Regions from separate parts of the Homo sapiens genome. Here all the other regions are linked to region 4. Evidence: chromatin loops called from intact Hi-C (ENCODE). Cell type or tissue: HCT116. All regions are shown on one strand.

Region 1 (5,000 bases), 510 kb before region 4:
GGGAGGCTGAGGCAGGAAAATGGTGTGAGCTGGGGAGGCGGAGGTTGCAGTGAGCTGAGATCGTGCCACTGAACTCCAGCCTGGGCAACAGAGCGAGACTCCGTCTCAAAAAAAAAAGAAAAAAAGAAGCAGGGACTTGACCAAATATTTATACACCTGTATCATAACAGCCTTATTCATAACGGCCAAGAGCTGAAGCACCCCAAGTGCCTATGGACAGATAAGTGGATAAACAAAACATGGTGTACACATGCAGTGGAATATTCTTCAGTCTTAAAAAAGAATGACACACCTTTAATCCCAGCACTTTGAGAGGGCAAGATAGGTGGATCACTTGAGACCAGGAGTTTGAGACCAACCCAGGCAACATGGCGAAACTCCATCTCTACAAAAAATTAGCCAGGCGTGGTGGCATGTGTCTGTAGTCCCAGGTATTTGGGAGGCTGAGGTGGGAGGATCACTTGAGCCTGGGAAGTCAGGACTGCAATGAGCCATGATCACACCACTGCACTCCAGCCTGGGCAGCAGAGCAAGACCCTGTGCCCGGCCCAAAAGTATTTTTAATGTCACTGAACTGTACACTTAAAAAGAGTTAACATGGTAAATTTTATGTCTTGTGTATTTTACTATCTAAAAAAAAAGAACAGGCCGGGTAAAAAAACAGAACGCCTGTAATCCCAGCACTCTGGGAGGCCGAGACGGCGGATCACGAGGGCAGGAGATTGAGACCATCCTGGTTAACACCGTGAAACCCCGTCTCTACTAAAAATACAAAAAAATTAGCCAGGAGTGGTGGCGGGCGCCTGTAGTCCCAGCTACTTGGGAGGCTGAGGCAGGAGAACGGCGTGAACCCAGGAGGCAGAGCTTGTAGTGAGCCGAGATTGTGCCACTGCACTCCAGCCTGGACGACAGAGGGAGATTCCATTTCAAAAAAAAAAAAAAAAAAAAAAAGAAGCCAAAATAATACTATCCAGGTGGAACTAGGAAGTAAGGAATATTTCTCTATATTTTATGAATATAAAAATAAGAAGGAATTGAATATTTATTCCATAACTGCTCTGTAATATAAATATGAATTATTTGCAGATATTAATGATAATGCTAATATCTAATGAGGCCCATACTATGTGTCAGGTAATGTGCTAAGGGACTTATGTATACTATCTTAATATTCAAAACCATCCTATGAAGTAGGTACTATTATTATCTTCAATTTAAAATTCAGAAAATGGAGGTTTAGAAAACGTAAATCCTTTTCCCAAGACCACAGGTTAGTGAGTAGTAGAACTCAGATCTGGCCTCAGATTTCCTAGCTTTGAGCACCTTGCTCATTTCACATTTTGGGTTCTGTTTCTTACAATCAAAATGTTTGTGTTTTTTTGTTCTTGTTTGTTTTGTTTTTGTTTTTGTTTTTTTCCTTTTTGAGACAAGGTCTCGCTCTGTTGCCCAGGCCAGTGTGCAGTGTCGCCATCTTGGCTCACTGCAGCCTTGACCTCCTGGGCTCAAAAATCCTCCCACCTCAGCCTCCTGAGTAGCTGGGACTGCAGCAGCCATGCACTACCACACCTGGCTAATTTTGGGTTTTTTTTTTTTTTTTTTTAGAGATGGGATCTCACTATGTTGCCTAGGCTGGTCTTAAACTCCTGGACTCAAGCAATCCTCATGGCTTGGCCTTCCAAAATGCTGGGATTTCAGGCGTGAGCCACCACACCTGGCCTGTGGTTGTTTTTGTCTTAAGTTAAACACTTCTTTAAGGAATTTGTAAGGATGGGAATTTGAATTAGGAGACTCCAAATGGCATTTATGTGTCCAGAGGATATAAGAGTTGAACAGCAGCACTTCTTACAAAATTGTGCCTAAAACAATGCCTTGGCAAGCTGCCCCTCATATTCACTGAGGAACCGAGGTACTCAAGTCAAAATCCCAAGGTAAAGGGACTGGGAAGACACTAGCAACAGTGACCATGTCTTCCTTTTCAGGTACAGATAATTTTGTAAAATAATTCTAAAATGACACTGTAATTTTTTTTACTTTCAGACTTCATAGCTGTAATTTCTGACACATTGCTGAGTATTAATTTTTAAAATAAGCATAACCTGGGCAAAACATTGGAACCAACTGAGAGATCTAGTGATTGTATTCTGATAATTTATATTAATAGGAATCTGCCTTTCCCCCAAAGGATTAACTGGATGCATTACTGTATTTGCTTTTCACGTGTATGTGTATTGCGTGTGTGTGTGCGTGTGCTTGTGCATGTATGTGTACTGTGTGTGTGCGCTTGTACACAAAATGGTGGATGAGCACATGTATTTACCTCTTCTATCTTCCACATTCCCATAAAAGTGACAGAAAATATTCTTTAAAGAAAATGAGTGAATAACAGCAATAGGAAACAAGAAAGAGTGTCATCAGCACACAAGAGTTTTGGGAAATTTCTAAAAGATACAAAGCAGATGGATGAACTGATGAGAAACTGCAGGCCAGGGCACAGGAAATAAGTATGTGTCTTCCCAAGGGGGCCCAGAGAAACTCCTCACTTGGTCAACAATACAATGATGGGCCGTGCGGGCAATCAACAGTGGCCTCATTAAAGAACTGGATTCAGTGCCTTGGGACAGCTGGGCCCCTTTCCTGTGACCTGTGTAAACAAAGCTAGGCAGCTGAGACTTTTGGCCTCGGGCTACAAGCCAGGGCACTGCTTTTTAGAAAGAAAGGGCAGAGAGAGTGTTCCTCCGGAGGGTCTTGTAGCTTAAAAGGAGATAACTGAAGAAACTTTGAATCTCTACATTTATAAACTCAGAGGGGAAACAATCAAACTCAAAATGCGTCTCTACCTCCTCCTGGGGAAGCTCAGGTTCCCCAGCCTTCTTGCCTACTCTGCCCACAGGAAACCTACAGGGAAGCCTTCCTGTCCAAAAGTCCTGCCTACTTACACAGAACTCGTGCCAGTCATTCTATTCAGGGAAAACCTTCCTGGAGAAACAAACCTAAACAATTGAAGAGGAAACCCACACAAGCTGGTTGTGCTAAATTAAGGCATTTGTTTGGTTCTGAATTCATTCAAATGAATAGACAATAGAGAACACCACACTTCTCAGGAAAAACAATACAAAAGTGAAAGCTTTAGAAAACAAAACAACTGACCCAAAGGAAAAAGATAATCCAAGCAGGGGAAAATAATTAAAAAAAAAAAAAACCTAATTAACACACACACGAAATCAATCATATTCCAAACACCTAAATTAACAAATTAATAAAATTAGTATTTAAAACAATACTAGTAACAATGCTAATTAGGATAATCAGGAATTTATAGCGTACTACAATCTTAATTACAGTTTGCTATGACAAGTAGCAATCAGAGAACACAAAAGAGTTATTAGGAACTAAAAATAAACGTTTCAAAGGGATGACTAAACAATAATACAGACACAACCGAAGATCAATTTGATTACCTGAAAGATAAAGTAAAATGACAGAAAATATGAGAGAAAATTAAAATATGTAGAAGTTAACTCTGAGAAATCTAATACCTATAAAAATGTGGTTTTAGAATGTATTTAGGACTGTGGAGAAAAATAAATAATCCAGAAAATAAAATTTTCCTGTGCTAAAGAGTTTTTAGGACCAGGCATGGTGTCTCTCGCCTGTAATCCCAGAACTTTGGGACACCGAGGTGGGCAGATCACTTGAGGCCAGGAGTTCGAGACCAGCCTGGCCAACATGGCAACACCTCATCTCTACTAAAAACACAAAAATTAACTGGGTGTGGTGGCACACGCCTATAGTTCCAGCTACTCAGGAGGATGAGGCACAAGAATCGCTTGAACCCAGGAGATGGAGGCTGCAGTGAGCTGAGATCGCACCACTGCACTCCAGCCTGGGTGATAGAGCGAGACTTGGTCTCAAAAAAAGAAAAGAAAAAAGGTTTTAGATTGAAATCTCACCAATTTTTAAGCAAGGGGAGGAAAAATATGCATACACATCACACACATACACACACACACACACACACACACACACACACACAGAGCTAAAGATATCCTGGTAAGGCCAGGTGTGGTGGCTCACACCTGTAATCCTGGCACTTTGGGAAGCCAAGATGGGCAGATCACCCGAGGTCAAAAGTTCGAGATTAGCCTGGCCAGCGTGGCAAAACCCCATCTCTACTAAAAATACAAACATTGGCCAGACTCAGTAGCATGCACCTGTAATCCTGTAATCCTGTAATCCCAGCTACTCAGGAGGCTGAGGCAGGAGAATTGCTTGAACCCAGGAGGTAGAGGTTGCGGTGAGCTGGCATTGCACCACTGCACCCCAACTGGGCAACAGAGCGAGACTGTCTAAAAAAAAAAAAGGGCTGGGCGCAGTCGTTCACACCTGTAATCCCAGCACTTTGGGAGGCCAAGGTGGGCAGATCACAAGGTCATGTGTTCGAGACCAGCCTGGCCAACATGGTGAAACCCTGTCTCTACTAAAAATACAAAAATTAGCCGGGTGTGGTGGCACACACCTCTAATCCCAGCTACTCAGGAGGCTGAGGCAGGAGAATCACTTGGACCCGGGAGGCAGAGGTTGCAGTGAGCCAAGATCACGCCACTACATTCCAGCCTAGGCGACAGTGAGAGACTCTGTCTCAAAAAAAAAAAAAAAAAAGATATCCTGATAAAATTGTAGAATTCAGAATACGAAGAAAACCCTAGAAGGTAAAAAAAAAAAAAAGAAAGAAAACAATAATAAGATTGTCATCCAATTTCTTTTTTTTATAAGAAAATATTTTGAAGTCTTTATTCACAAAACCTTTAAAAACAAATAATACCCTCTGTTTTGCAAATAATGTTTTGTTTAAAAAGGACCACCCAGTTACAGCACTGTAATATCATGAATAAAGAATGTACAAGGGAGACAAACCAATGTGACTAACATTTGGAGATTTGCTAATATTACTGATTGAAGTGTAGGTAACACACATTATAACTTGTAGTCCATCATTTCAG
Region 2 (5,000 bases), 520 kb before region 4:
CAATCGACCATCTCGCATTCTATGTGTTTACTTATTTATTGTCTGTCCTCATTTCAACACTTCCTCCTACCTTCCAGAATATACTCTTCAGGAGGGCAGCAACTTTAATACACTCCTGATGCCTAAACCAGTGTTTTGCTCATAGGAGGCATTCAATAAATATTCACTGAAAAAAATAATGAACTGAAGAAACTCATCCTCAAATGTGAGAAACAAACTCACCCATTCAAATCAAAGAATGGACTCAAAGACCTGGAGAACAGGGAAAGTGAGACTTCTAAGGACAGTCTAGCAAGACTGAGTGTTTGATAGGCAGGCACACCCAGCACGGTTTCAACAAGCAATTTATGCCCTCATGCACAGGTCCCTCCCCCAGTTCCTCATAGGCTGAGTACTATGGGGTCACAATCTTCCCAGACGTCACCGAATGGTGGTTGGGTAGGGGCTTTGGGTGTCTTCTTCAGGGTTGTCCTGCTGCATTTTGTTGTAGGCCACAATACATTGCAATCCTACTTAACTTAAGGACTCTTCAAGAATTTGACTTATGACCTAAATAGCTGGGCAGGCTGATAAGAACAGACAAAGTGAGCTATTTTGCAGGCTGGTAAACTTTCATCTTAAACTTCTTTGGTTCAGGTGAGGGCAACTAAGGTGGTGGGAGGGGACAGGGTATCCAAGCAGGGGCCTGGTATATCCTGTTTCTTCTGTAGTTTGCTGACTGAAGCCGATTCAAGGCACTTTGTCTTGGAAATGGACCACTGTATACATTATTTCTTTCATCAAACCTGAGCGTAGAAGTAAAGTGAAACAGCCAAAAATGCAATTCCAACTGTTAGAAAGTTATAGATAGGCCGGGCGCAGTGGCTCACATCTGTAATCCCGGCACTTTGGGAGGCTGAGGCGGGTGGATCACCTGAGGTCAGGAATTCAAGACCAGCCTGACCAACATGGTGAAACCCTGTCTCTACTAAAAATACAAAAATTAGCCAGGCACAGTGATACTTGCCTGTAGTCCCACTTACTCAGGAGTCTGAGATAGGAGAATCTCTTGAACCTGGGAGGAAGAGGTTGCAGTGAGCCGAGATCACACCACTGCACTCCAGCCTGGGTGACAGAGTGAGACTCTGTCTCAAAAAAAAAAAAAACAAAAGAAATTTGCAGATAATATCTTGGACCAGATTTCCCTGAGAGAAGGAGGGTAAAGGGCCTGGAAAACTATATAAGAAATGTGTTCACTTAGAACCACCCAGCACTTTGGAGGCCAAGGCGGGCTGATCACGAGGTCAAGAGATCGAGACCATCTTGGTTAACATGGTGAAACCCCGACTCTACTAAAAAATACAAAAAAAAAAAAAAAAAAAAAACTACAGGGCGTGGTGGTGCGCACCTGTAGTCCCAGCTACTCAGGAGGCTGAGGCAGGAGAATCGCTTGAACCCAGGAGGTAGAGGTTGTAGTGAGCTGAGATCGCATCGTTGCACTCCAACCTGGGCAACAAAGCGAGACTGTCTCAAAAAAAAAAAAAAAAAAAAAAAACCCAAGACTCAAGTCAGTCCATGTGATCCTAACAGAAGTAAAAATTATTAATGGAAGGTTCTTCAGAAAGGCAACCTTTGCACACTGAAAACAGCAATTTAGGACCTGTAACATGAATGAAAGTCTGTAGCTTCCAAAAGTCTTTAGTCCAAATAATTAATTACTATTAAAGGACACTAGAACTTTCCTCCAAAAAGCAAAATGTGTCCAGGGCCAGGCGTGGTGGCTCACACCTGTTATCCCAGCACTTTGGTCCAAGTGGGCAGATTGCTTGCGGCCAAGAGTTTAAGACCAGCCTGGGCAACATTGCTAAGCCCTATCTCTAGAAAAAAAAATATAAAAATTATCCAGGCATGGTGGCAGTAGTTGCAGCTACTGGGAGGCTGAAGTGGGAGGATCACTTGAGCCTGGGAGGCAGAGGTCACAGTAAGTCAAGATCACACCATTGCACACCAGCCTGGCCAACAGAGTGAGAACTTGTCTCAAAAAAAGAAAAGAAAATGTATCCAGGAGGTAGGACCAAAAAACATTTAAACTCTTTGTGTCCAGGAATAGAGCAGAGACCTTGAAAAGGCAGAATTAAGTATAATTGCTGTGGTCTGAATGTTTGTGTCCCCCGCTAATTCGTATGTTGAAATTCTAACCCCCAAGGTGAGGATGGTATTTAGAAAGCAGGCCTTTGGAGGCCTAGGGCATGAGGGCAGAGTCCTATGAATCAACTAAGTGCCCTTTTAAAAGGGCCTCTGCCCCTTCCACCAAGTGAGGACACAGCAAGAAGTCATGCTCTATGAGAAAGCTGGCTCTCACCAGACACCAGATCTGCTGGCACCTTGATCTTGGACTTCTCAGACTTCAAAACTGTGAGAAATAAGTTTCTGTTGTGTATTAGCTACCCAGTTTACGGTATTTTGTTGCAACAGCATGAACAACCTAGGACAATAATTTTAATGTGTAAAATTAAATTTAAATGTTAAATTAAGTTTAGCCTAAAGCTACTTCCTTACATATTTTAAGTTCAGCCTAAAGGTTTCTCCATACATAGTGAACTGTAACCTAACTGAATGTGCAAACAGACTATGACCTGCTCTTGTGACAAGCAGCTGAGGCTCAGCCAATCACAGCAGCTGAGTTTCAGCCAATCACAGGTGGCCAACTGTTTGTATAAGGCAAACACCCAGCTGTCACCAATCCAGCTGTTTCTGTACCTCACTTCTGTCTTTAGTCCGTCACTTTCCTTTCTCCATAAATGTTATTCAACCACGTAGTAGCCCCGGGTTTGCTCTGAACCTGTTCTGGTTCTGGGGGCAGCCCAACTATTGTATCATTCTCTGCTCAAACACTGTTAAATTTAATTTGTCTAAAGTGTTTCTTTTAACAAAGAGAAGGTGTATTAGATTTCCACCTAATTTGAAAATTTCAAAGCCATAATGGAGAAGCGCAGGCACTACTGGTCATTTTTGTCCAGTAGATGGAGCCCTAGTAGAAAGGAAACAGTCTGGCAAGTATCAAAATTTCTCAGAGGAAGATTTGAACGGGGAATTCACTGTGGATTCCACACCCTAAGAGTCCATTAGGCAGCCTGCCAGAGTTCTCCCCAGCCAGTCTGAGTGAGAACTCCCAGCGGAAGGACCCTGAAATGAACTAATAAAGTAACCAGCAGGACAAAGCAATGTGCCATGGAAAGAACAACAGATTTGATTTTAATCCGAATGCCAAGAGTTTGTTTTTGCAAACATACAAAACTTTAGGAATTAAGGTGGGTTGGAGGTGGATTTGTGATACTCATTGGATTAGAAATAAAAGGTTAACAAGTATATTAAAATTAAAGCCATAAGGCTGTGATTTTATGGTGTGTATGTATTTGAGGGAAAGAGGAAAAAATACATTTAAAAGGCTTGTAATTCCCTAAATACCCATGACTTATTAATTATACATGGAGTAATTAATAATACATAGAGTAATTATTACAATAATACATGGAGTAATTAAAATTTCTGCAACATTTGATTATCAAGATGTGATATAATTTATTGAATTGGATTATAGTTTGTGGATGTGCTTAGCGCTCTACTACTTTTTAAAATGCTCTCCCACACATCATCATCAGAGCACATCTCAGAGATGGAAATTTGTGATTTGCCCAAGGTTAGTGGGGCAACTGATAAAAAAAGGATCCTGTCTTACATACTCCCACCCTTTGTTGTAAGCTCCTGTTGGATGCCAAGAATCACCTGCTGCCTTAGTTCTTTGAACAGGTTTTATGTGTTTGATGGAAAAAGGGCACTTTTCAAGAGAGAGAATAGCTGAGCTTTGAAGAATGGAATGACCAGGATCTGAGTAGAGAGAGTGGCAGGAAGGGGAGCTGGGGCTAGGCAAGCTTGGGTTCACAGAGCTGCCCCTCTCTTATCTACCTGGTGGAGGGGGAGTAGAGATCATGATACTCCAACCCCTCTCTTCATGAACCTGGAGTAGGGAGAGTAGAAGAGAGAGGGAACAGGGGAATCTCATAAGATTGCTTGGTAGCATAACGACCTCGGCGAATTTAAAGTGGAACTGAGGTCCTTAGTCTTAGTCCATTTGTGCTGCTATAACAAAGTATCTTACACTGGGTAATTTATAAACAACAGAAATGTATTGCTCACAGTTCTGGAGGCTGGGAAGTCCAAGATAAAGTGCCAGCAGGTTCAATGTCTGGTAAGGGCTCATTGCACAGAGATGGTACCTCTTGCTGCATTCTCACATGGTAGAAGGGAGCAAACAGCCTCCTTTTAATCTCCTTTACATTATCCCATTTATGAAGGCAGTCTTCATGACTTAATCACTTCCCCCAAAGTCTCCACCTCCATGCTATGACATTGAGGATTAAGTTTCAGCCTATGATTTTGGAAAGCATACCAACATTCAGACCATAGAACCAGCCAATGAGATTGTGGGCTATTCTTCCACCATACTCAATGGGCAAAGACATGGAGTAGGGCAGAGAGCTGGATTTAACCAGGGTTGGAGTTTGGCCAAGTGAGTTTAAAGTACAATTAAAAGGACAAGGGAGTTTGGGATCTATTCAAGAGGGTGACTATGATGGACCATCCAATTTCAGTTGGATAAGGAAGTTGAGGACAGCAAGTCACAGTCACAGTCTGAGCCAATTCTCAGTGGCCAGGGCTATAGAAGGACACAGGCCATAAGAAGATAAGGAGGAACCTTGCACTGCTGGCCTCTGACAGTGAGTAGAACCCAATCTCTCTCTAAGCCAGTGACCCAATTTCCTCTGTCTTAAACAGCTCATAGTACAGCTGGCTCTTTCTCATTCTTCAGGCTGCTGTGAAATCTTCCCTGACTTCCCCAGCATAGGACACAGATCCTCCCTGCTGTTCTTAATAACACACTTTTTTTTTTATTTCTTTCAGGGCTTCTCACCATCTGGTTATTTTATTGATTTGTTTACATGTTTATTGTCTGTTTTTCC
Region 3 (5,000 bases), 240 kb before region 4:
ATTATACTAAAATAGTTCCGTTAGACTTCCCTTATTAAATAAAGGCTAAAAAATGCCAGTCACTTTGTTGTTGTTTATTTAAAAGTTCATTTTACTTTGGTTATAATGTTTAAGTACTTTTATGGTGACCAAATACTAGAAGTAGAATCTTGTAACTTACTTTGAAAGTAAGATAGACTCTTTCATGTAAAAATATTAAAACATTTTGAACTATGGGTACATAGTCAACAGGCCATTCTATTTTTATGGTACCATCCAGTAGACAGATTTAGGTAACTGGAAATAAGCATGCCAAATTGTTGAAGAAAACAGGTGAACAGGGGGTCAAGTCCGAAATAGGCATCTTCCTGGGCTTATCACACTAAGATTAATTTTACCAATGTTTGATGAAGCTATCATGTAGTCAAACACAGAGAACCCTAAACTTAAGAAACTGCTACTAAAATTAATTGTACATGTGATTAAATGAATGGAAGTCATACCCTCTAAATCCTAAGTCCATTAAGACAAAAACATTTATAACACACTGTATTTATGACTTCTTGTGGTTCTTGAAAAGTCAAAAATTGTGTTTGAGGTTTATCTCGTTTTCCGTTTATAATATGCATTTTAAAAGTGGAAAAACTCAAGCACGTAACAAGTGAAAAACTGAACAACGTTGCCAAATTCCTAAACATACAATACTTAGCTCCAATTATCTCTGCATCTATTCTAAAATGGTTTAAAAAAAGTCTGAATCAATAAGCGCCTGATGGGCCTGGGATACTCCAATACAGTCTTGTCAACCAATAGGAAAACTTTTCCTAAATCTGGATTCGTCTTTCATCTCTTTATCACAAAACACCGAACACAAACCGAGATTGTTAACGGATAACCAAATGGCAAGAACCCCAGACAGAGTAATCAGTACTTGGATGTTAGGGCTGTTTTTAAGGACTTGAAATGAGACAGCTTAGGGAAGAAATGCGGGATTCATTTCTCCAAGTTATATTTGTAACACTTCTTAATACGGAGTTAAAAATGTGAACAGCCGAGCTAAAATGAACGCAGCGTGTAAAAGGGATCTGGACTGGAGCCTGGGGGTGAAGGAGGGACGAGGGGGGAGTGAGGGGCTTTCGTGACGCTCGGCCTGGGGTTGCTGGCGATCTGGATGGAGGGATGGATAGTTAAGCGAATGGCCAGGGCTGGATCCGAGATGCCAAGAGATGTCTCGCCCCACGAGCGCGCGCGAGTCTGAGCCGCTGGGGCAGCGCAGTGTGTCCGTTTCCATCCGCGGCGCCCGAGCCCGCCTCCATGTTCGCGATCTATGCCCCCGGGCGGGCGGGGACCGGTGCCTTAGGCCGCGGGGCCGGGAAGCCCGGCCTCACCTCGCCCGAAATCCCGGCGGGGACGGCGTTGCCCGAGGGGAGGATGCGCTGGGCTTTCCGCTCGGCCCCACCTGAGCGACCGGAGCTCGGTGACTCGACCTCCGGAGCCCGACCCGCCTGGGCCTGGAGATCACACGGCGAGGTCGCTGCGGCCCCGGCGCCCTCCGCCTGGCGCCCGGGCGCGGCCCCGCGGCCCTCCCCACGACCGGCTACCCCAGGACCACTCTCGCCGCGGTCCGCGTCCCCCACCCCCTTCCCGAGGACAAACCTGGGAGCCGCCACCCGGCATAGCCAGCCCCGCGAGAAAGCGGCGAGCGGGCGGCGGGGCCCGCGGAGAAGCGGCCACCGCGGCCCTCCCGCGCCAAGCCGCGCCCGCCCGCGCGCCCTCTCCGCGGGCCGCAGCCCCGGCGCCCCCTCCCTGGGTTGCACAACTCACAGCCCCAACGCGCGCGCACTCGAATCTGTTGCTCAACCTACTTGCATTCTCTTCTCCGCAGCCATCACTACATGCCCTGGAGCTGGGGCAGCCCCGGGGCCCTCCGGCAGGCGGCCGCCTCTCGCCTCAGCCCTGGGCTGCCGCGGCCGCCGCTAGGGCGCGGGGCGAGCGCGAGGCTCCCTCATGCCTCCCGCCCGGACAGCTGGCCGCACGCCAGGGCCCCGGCTCGGGCGCGCCCGAGCGCTGGGCTCGGCTCGGCCCTGCCCTTCGTCCGTGCCGCTGCTCCGCGGGCGAGAGCGAACCCGGCTCCGCCACCTCGCTCCGCGCTCCTCGCCCGCCCGCCCGCCCGCAGCCACCGCAGCCGCGCCGCTTCCTCCTCCCCTTCCCTCTTTTCCTTCTCCTCCGTCGCCGCCTCTGGAGCCGAGGTTGGCAAACCAGCACCTGCTGCTGGAGAACGCCGAGAACTGAAACAGGAAACCCTGAGCCAAGGGGAAAACCCGAGAGGCGTGGAGAGGGGTGAGGGGAGCTGCTGGAACCTGTCGGGCTCGACCCAGCCGCTGGGGCTGCCCGAGGTTCCCGCGCCGCCTCCCCTCGCGCCTATTCCCTGCCCCGGCCCAACCCAGCGGTCCCGACCTCCCCGCGCCTCTCCCCCGACCTGGTGCAGGACGGCGCCTTTCCGCTCGGCGACACCTTCTCCACCCAGCAGTAACACTGATCATGTCCCGGGCAGTCAAGGAGATCGACGGGCCGCCTTCTTAGGGCAGGTTCCCCGTAGTTGTTTACTTATCAATATTCCGTGATGAGGAAAAACCACACCCTGCATTAGCAAGGCCAATAAAAGAATTTAAACAAATGAAGCTGTTGGGATTTCACCCAGGGATAGGACTTCTTTCAGCAAGGAAATTGGCTTTGATGGAAATGGCAATCGTGTCAAAATCGAGGTTGAACCCAAGATACATCCAGATCTCTTTCAGGAGATCGGAAGGAAACAGCCCTTTGCACAGAGGTGGGCGCCTGAATCGCAGGCTGAAAAGCACCGGGAGCAGAGAGCCTTTCTACTTCTGTGAATCGTACAACACCCAGCACAAACTAAGTCAATGTTTCAGAAATGTTCAAATAACCTTATTCGCCTGTCCTTGGAATCATTACGAGCAGCCTAGGGCAGGATGAGTCTGCTTCTGGAGTGAGAGGGAGGGACACTGAATGGGTTGTGCCCCTACCATATGCCACGGGCCAAATAGCCTGCTTTAAATCCACTGTCCCGTTTGTCACCACAGCCATGTGAGCTGGGTATTAGAAACCCCTTTATCCATCAGAAAATCGAGGTTAGAAAATTTACCTGCAGTTACACAGCTTGAATGTGAGGTATTCAGGTCTGTTACATCTAAAGGACGCATTTGTTTCACTGGACCACGATTCATGCCTTTGATCAACTTTTTACCTTTCATAAAATTAGTTTTGCCTCTGAGTTGTTTTCAGTAGGGCATATATATGGTTTAAGCCTGGATCTGTTGAATTTGCTTGGACTGCCTAATGGTAGTGATATTCATGATGCTTATTGGGGTTCAAACTTGATAATTTTCAGTTTAATATTCTCTACCAAATGTAGGCCTTTATGGCTCAGTTGAGCAGCACAGATGTCCCCATCTTTTTGGCCAGCATCAGTTGCTCTTTAGCTGTTGATGTTGGGGTCCCAGCTGAGAGTATCCTACTGGCTGGTGCACATGAGCATCCTGACTCTGCCTGTGAGATGAAAGGAGAGTGTCTTACTGAGCCTGTTTTCCACGTCAGTAGGCCAGTCATGAAGCCGATTAAATAAAATTGCAGGTAGGCAGGTAGGCTGCCTTCTCTGGTTCTGTGGTGCACACTTTTTTTTTATATAGAGTCTGACCCTGTCGCCCAGGCTGGAGTGCAGTGGTGCGACCTCAGCTCACTGCAACCTCCGCCTCCTGGGTTCAAGCGATTCTCCTGCCTCAGCCTCCCCAGTAGCTGGGATTACAGGTGTGTGTCACCACATCTGGCTAGTTTTTGTATTTTTAGTAGAGACAAGTTTTCCCCATGTGCCCAGGCTGGTCTCAAACTCCTGGCCTCAAGTGATCCATCTTCCTTGGCCTCTCAAAGTGCTGGGATTACAGGCGTGAGCCACTGTGCCCGGCCAGGTCCACATTTTTTCATACCACCCTGAAGACCCTTAGGAAGATTGGTAGCCTGCTGTCTGCAGCCGGGTCAGATTTTTATTGGCAGGAAAGTAGGGGCTGGGAAAGCAGCCCCTTTACACTGTGCCAAAACCTTGGAGGTCTCTGGAGCAGAGTTAGAGGCCCTCAATCTTAGGATCTCTAAGGGACTTAGCAGGGACTTAGAACGAGACTGGCTGTTTGACGATAAGTGACAGCATCTATGGCACGGCTTTAGTGATGCCAGGAAGTTCCTCCACTCCGCAGTATACTGCCCACACAGTCTACCTCTTACCTTGTATCCCACAGTTGACTCAGCTGAACTCCATTGATTAAGCTTGGTTAAAAATCAAGGTAAAAGAGATGAGTAATAGTTATAATAACTAACATTTAATGAATGCTTACCATGTTCCAGATACTATTCTAAGCACTTTGCATGCGTTGTCTCATATAATGCCCACAAAACCCCTATAAGGAAACACCTATCACTATTTCCATTTCACAGACGAGACAACTAAGACCAAGATTATAGTCAGTAAATAACAGTGCAGGGGCTAAAATGCAGTCAATTTGACTCTAGAATCAGGACCCATTATGTGAATAAGATACAGTAACTGCCCTTATTACTTTACTATTTATTTGGAGAAATAAAAACACATGAAAAATTAAAAGAAAACTAAGAAGAGAAGATAATTTATAGGTGTCAAATGTGAGTATAGGTAATAAATGCCATGAGGTATCAGAAGACAGAGAAATCACTTTAGGTTGGGGTGGTTAGGAACACTTACATAGAAGATGAGTCGGGGTTTCAAAAAGGGGAGATTTGAGCTGGATTGTGATGAATGAGTAGTATTTTGATAAGTGGAGAGGATAAGGAAGAACATATTCATAGAATTGATAACATATACGAAGAGTGCCAGGGAAATTTGGGGAACAGGATAACAAACAGCTGGAAAGGAAAAGTAGGACAAAATTACAGAGATTTGCAAAACAAGCAAGGAATACACTCTCACTCATGCACAG
Region 4 (5,000 bases):
TGTGTCACGGTTTGGAAATTCTTGCAATATTTTAAATTTTAAATTATTATTATATCTGTTATGGTGATCTATGATCAAGGATCTTTGATATTACTGTTATAATTATCTTGGGGGGCCACGAATCATGCCCACATAAGACAGTTAACTTCATCGATAAATGTTTGTGTTCTGACTGCTCCACAGAACAGCTTTTTCCCCATCTCTTTCCATCTATGCCCCTTTCCTCAGGCCTCCCTATTTCCTGAGACACAGAAATACTGAAATTAGACCAATTAATAATCCTACATTGGCCTCTAAGTGTTCAAGGGGAAGGAAGAGTTGCACGTTGCTCACTTTAAATCAAAAGCTAGAAATGATTAAGCTTAGTGAGAACGGCAGGTTGAAAGCTGAGACAGGCCAAAAGCTAGGCCTGTTTCACCCAACAGCCAAGTTGTGACAACAAAGAAAAAGTTACTGAAGAGAATTAAAATTGCTACTTCCATAAACACACGAGTAATAAGAGTGTGAAACAGTCTTATTGCTGATATGGAGAAAGTTTTGGTGGTCTGGATAGAAGATCAAATCAGCCACAAATATTTCTGTGTCTCAGGAAGTAGGGAGGCCTGAGGAAAGGGGCATAGATGGAAAGAGATGGGGAAAAAGCTGTTCTGTGGAGCAGTCAGTCTGGGCCTTCCAAAACCCAATTTGGAGTAAGGCCCAGACTCTCTTGAATTCTATGAAGGCTGAGAGAGGTAAGGAAGCTGAAGAAGAAAAGTTTGAAGCTAACAGAGCTTGGTTCATGAGGTTTAAGGAAAGAAGCCATCTCTGTAACTTAAAAGTGCAAGGTGAAGCAGCAAGTGCTGATGTAGAAGCTGCAGCAAGTTATCCAGAAGATCTAGCTAAGATCACTGATGAAGGTAGCTACTAAACAACAGATTTGCAATGTAGACAAAACAGCCTTCTATTGGAAGGTGATGCCATCTAGGACTTCCACAGCTAGAGAGGAGAAGTCAATGCCTGGCCTCATAGCTGCAAAAGACATGCTGCTTTTCTTGTTAGAGGCTAATGCAGCTGGTGACTTAGTTGAAGCCAATGCTCATTTAGTATTCTGAAAATCCTAGGGCCCTTAAAAATTGTTATGCTCTATCAATAAAACAACAAAGTCCAGATGACAGCACATCTGTTTAAAGCATGGCTTACTAAATATTTTAATGCCTCCATTGAGACCTACTACTCAGGAAAAAAGATGCCTTTCAAAGTATTACTGCTCATTGAGTAATATTTTAGTAATCCAGGAGTTCTGATGAACATGTACAAGAAGATTAATGGTGTTTTTACACCTGCTAACCAAGCATCCATTTTGCTTGAATCAAGGAGTCATTTTGACTTTCAAGTCTTATTATTTAAGCAATATATTTCATGAGGCTAGAGCTGCCTTAGATAGCAATTCATCTCATGGATCTGGGCAAAGTAGACTGAAAATCTTCTGGAAAGGATTCATCATTCTAGATGACATTAAGGACATTCATGGTTTATGGAAGAAGGTCAAAAATGCACATTAACAGGAGTTAGGCAGAAGTTGACTCCAATCCTCATGGATGAGTTTGAGGGCTTCAAGATTTCAGTGGAGGAAGTAACAGCAAAAGTGGTGCGAATAGCAAGAAAGCTAGAAGTAGAAGTGGAGCCTGAAGATGTGACTGAATTGCTGCAATCTCATGATACAACTTCAATGAATGAAGAGTTGCTTCTTATGGATGTACAAAGAACGTGGCTTCTTTCTTTCTTCTTTTTTTTTTTTTTTTGAGAAGGAGTTTCACTCTTGTTGCCCAGGCTGGAGTGCAGTGGTGTGATCTTGGCTCACTGCATCCTCCGTTCCTATGAAGATACTGTAAAAGTTGTTGAAAGGACAACAAAGCATTTATTTTTTATTTATTTTATTTTTCTTTTTATAGATTTAGGGGGTATAAGTGCAATTTTGTTACATGGTGCATTATGTAGTGGTAAAGTCTGGGCTTTTAGTATAATCATCACCTAAATAGGTATACCTTGTACCCCGTAGGTAATTTTTCATCCCTCACCCGCCACTGAATTTCCCACCTTTTAGAGTTTCCAGTGTCTATTATTCTACTCTGTATGTTAGGTGTACACATTATTTAGCCCCCACTTATAAAGGAAAACATGTGGTGTTTGACTTTCTGTTTCTGAGTTATTTTACGTAAGATAATGGCCTCTAGTTCCACCCATGTTGCCACAAAAGTCATGATTTTTTTTTTTATGGCTAAGTAGTAGTCCATGATTTATCACATTTTTTTAATGCAATCATCCAGTGATGGACTTTTAGGTTGATTCCATGACTTTACTGTTGTGAATAGTGCTGTGATAAACATATGAATGCAGGTAGAATTTTATATAATTATTTATTTTCCCTTTGGGTAGATACCCAGTAGTGGGATTGCTGGATAAAATGGCAGTTCTATTTTCAGTTCTTTGAGAAATTAATAAAACACCAAAATCAGGAGAAAGCAAAATGTGGTGAATGTAATTAAGGAAGATTTTATGGGAACAGAATTTGTTTTGACTCTAAAAAAAGGTAGATAGATAAGGGAATAAAGAATGGGCATTTATTTACATGCTATATTTTCTCTAAGGAGACACCACCATTCTATAAGCAGCAATATTTTGAGCCTTGGCAGGCGAGAATGATAAAAATGAAGACCCCAAGATACAGAAAGTTGTGTTAAGTCACTGAAGTGGTGACCGAATGACCTGAGCGTCTTCCAGACACATGTATTGCCAGATTTTGTCTTTCTGTGAATGTACATTTCATTGCTCTTCTTGAGGAGACAAATATCCATAACTGAGTATAGTAACTATTCATATAGGAAGCAACTAAAAGAAGTACTTTAAGATGTCTTTGCTGTTTAACTTTCTGGTTTCTAGAGCTATGTCTCCGCCTGATGGGAGGTAATGGAATTACGGTAAATTTACAAGGGCAACTTGAATAGAATCATGCTTATTACATCAGCTAGAAAATCACCCAGCTAATTATAGGAAACAGAGAAAAAAATCCCCAAAACAATGATGACCATAAAATATGTAGTTTGCTGAAGTTACATTTTCTTATTGCAGTGAATTACTTAAGATGTATTTCTTCCCTATAGAGAGCTATACTGTTTTAATGCATGTACTATTGGGAACATTGAAAAGCATCAGTGCTATTTCATTTAAGGGGTGTTGTTGTTGCACTTCTCAAAAAGTATTTCTTTATTTGCTGATGTGTATTTAATAAAAGGATAAACTTCATCTGGAATGTTATTGACATCAATTTGAGGGGAGGGGGTTGTTGTGGGAGGAATATATTAGAGAGAAATTTCAAAATTTTTCATGGATACAGACAGTTCCCATACATGATTCATGTAACAAAAATATAACAGTATTTATTACACTTCAATTTTTACTGGACTTAGTATATATCAGTCTTTGCAGTTTTTGTGACTCGTTTTCTTCTAATCCCTGATAAAAGCATGGATTAACATATTATCAGCCTCTTGGTTTAGAAGTAGAGATGAGGATTTCTGTGTTTCAGAATCACCCATGGCCTCTTTTGGTATAAAAGCTAGAGTTGAAAATAGCATGCAATATTTAAAAAAAATCACATTAGTTATTTAAGATCACATAATAAACAAATTTAGATATGTTTTAGAACTCTTTATCCTTTGTCTGGGAAAGAGAGTACTAAGAATTAAGCCACAGTAGGTTTAAAAAATTACTTGATTTATTGGATAGTTATGAGAAAGAAACTAACAATTGGCAAATATCCTGAGCGCTAAATTTGGCTAGGTGCTTTAGATAGATAACATGCTTTTGAAAAAGCGGTGTTATTTCCCCAATTCACAGAGGGGGAAATAGGTATTTAAGCAACTTGCCTAGGATCACATTGCTATTAAGATGTGAACCTGATAGAACTGGCCCCACATCCTCATCCTTCTCACTGCTTCATTTATATCCCCATTGTAGAAATTAGAGGAGCTTTATTGTAGAAATGGACTCATACAATTATGGAAGCTGAGAAGTCCCACGATCTGCTGTCTGCAAGCTGGACCACCATGAAAGCTGGTGATGTAATTCAGGTGGAGTTCAAATGCCTGGGAACCAGGCCAGGCTGCTGGTGTAAGTCTCAGGTTCACAGGCCTGGGAACCAGGAGCTTTCATGTTTCAGATAAAATAAATTCATCCTTTATTCACCTTTTGGTTCTATTCAGGACTTCAGTGGATTGGATGATGCCCATTAACATTGGTGAGAGTGATCTTTACTCAGTCTGCCTATTCAAATGCTCATCTCTTCCAGAAATATCTTCAAAGACACACCCATAAATATTGTTTAGCCAACACTCCCTTAGCCCAGTTGAGTTGATTCATAAAATTAATCATCACACACACTCCTCATTTCAGCAAAAAAAGCTGAGTGGGACCAGCACCCAAAAGTAATAGGCCAGTTAAGGAAATGATTTAAAGCCAAGTCAGTGAAAATACTTAACAAAAATGCAAATGTCAATACCTTATATTAGTATGTAATGTCTTCTATTTGTAATACCTATCAGTTTAGAAATGCTTTTATAGACATTATTTTATTTACTCCTCACTGCAATCCCAAGAGAAAGAAACAGCTGAGAGTGATTTTCTTTTTTTTTTTTTTTTAAACAGGTCAGGGGATTGAGGCTTGGATAAGTTGTCTCTTGCCCAAGACCACTGAGCTCCTTTTGGTGTGTGATTTCTGCAGACCTAAATGAAAAATGTATTTGTCTCACCACTTTCTTTTCTATTCCCATCCTTCATACCTCATTGTGGGCTTTCCGTGCTAGGCATAAGGTATGGAGAAAATGCAAATTTAAACCCAGTGGGTTTTACTCCCTGGCACCCTTCTCATCTTTGAGTTCAGAATCTCAAAGGCTTTCTTTCCACAGAAAAGCATATGTTAACTCATCACTTACTGTACCTCAAGTAGATACTTTTAACAACAA

The links. Peaks named below come from ENCODE experiments on the same cell type or tissue, not always from the same donor. Only the 100,000 strongest peaks of a DNase experiment are listed, where the experiment ranks them.
Region 1: a loop joins it to region 4, with 5 times the contacts of the local background. A loop is called at or near these places in 15 of 110 quality-filtered maps.
Region 2: a loop joins it to region 4, with 8 times the contacts of the local background. A loop is called at or near these places in 15 of 110 quality-filtered maps.
Region 3: a loop joins it to region 4, with 4 times the contacts of the local background. A loop is called at or near these places in 6 of 110 quality-filtered maps.

The regions. Positions count from the first base shown.
Region 1 is chr11:110,361,018-110,366,017 of GRCh38, reverse strand. All of the region lies in intron 1 of LINC02732 (long intergenic non-protein coding RNA 2732), which reads right to left. Among named protein-coding and RNA genes, the nearest start is that of LINC02732, 8.4 kb to the right of the region's middle. RefSeq lists an enhancer at 2,239-2,760 and a silencer at 2,820-3,114. In HCT116, no CTCF peak of the experiment used is centred here; a DNase peak (open chromatin) is centred at 2,937; H3K4me3 peaks cover 863 bases; H3K27ac peaks cover 2,096 bases.
Region 2 is chr11:110,374,897-110,379,896 of GRCh38, reverse strand. The region is part of intron 2 of LINC02732 (long intergenic non-protein coding RNA 2732); the gene reads right to left. LOC107984385 (a long non-coding RNA gene) reads left to right here and starts at 2,296. Exons shown (of 2, transcript XR_007062885.1): 1 at 2,296-2,394. In HCT116, a CTCF peak has its summit at 3,000 (motif pointing right); DNase peaks (open chromatin) are centred at 2,696 and 3,046; H3K4me3 peaks cover 365 bases; H3K27ac peaks cover 355 bases.
Region 3 is chr11:110,090,068-110,095,067 of GRCh38, reverse strand. It overlaps ZC3H12C (zinc finger CCCH-type containing 12C), which reads right to left and starts at 1,676. Exons shown (of 6, transcript NM_033390.2): 1 at 1,636-1,676. The coding sequence starts at 1,656. RefSeq lists silencers at 1,317-1,786, 1,847-2,106, 2,407-2,466. In HCT116, no CTCF peak of the experiment used is centred here; DNase peaks (open chromatin) are centred at 967, 1,267, 1,917, 2,267 and 1 weaker place; H3K4me3 peaks cover 3,201 bases; H3K27ac peaks cover 2,745 bases.
Region 4 is chr11:109,851,307-109,856,306 of GRCh38, reverse strand. No RefSeq gene overlaps it. Among named protein-coding and RNA genes, the nearest start is that of LINC02715, 30 kb to the right of the region's middle. In HCT116, a CTCF peak has its summit at 2,931; a DNase peak (open chromatin) is centred at 2,946; H3K27ac peaks cover 1,477 bases.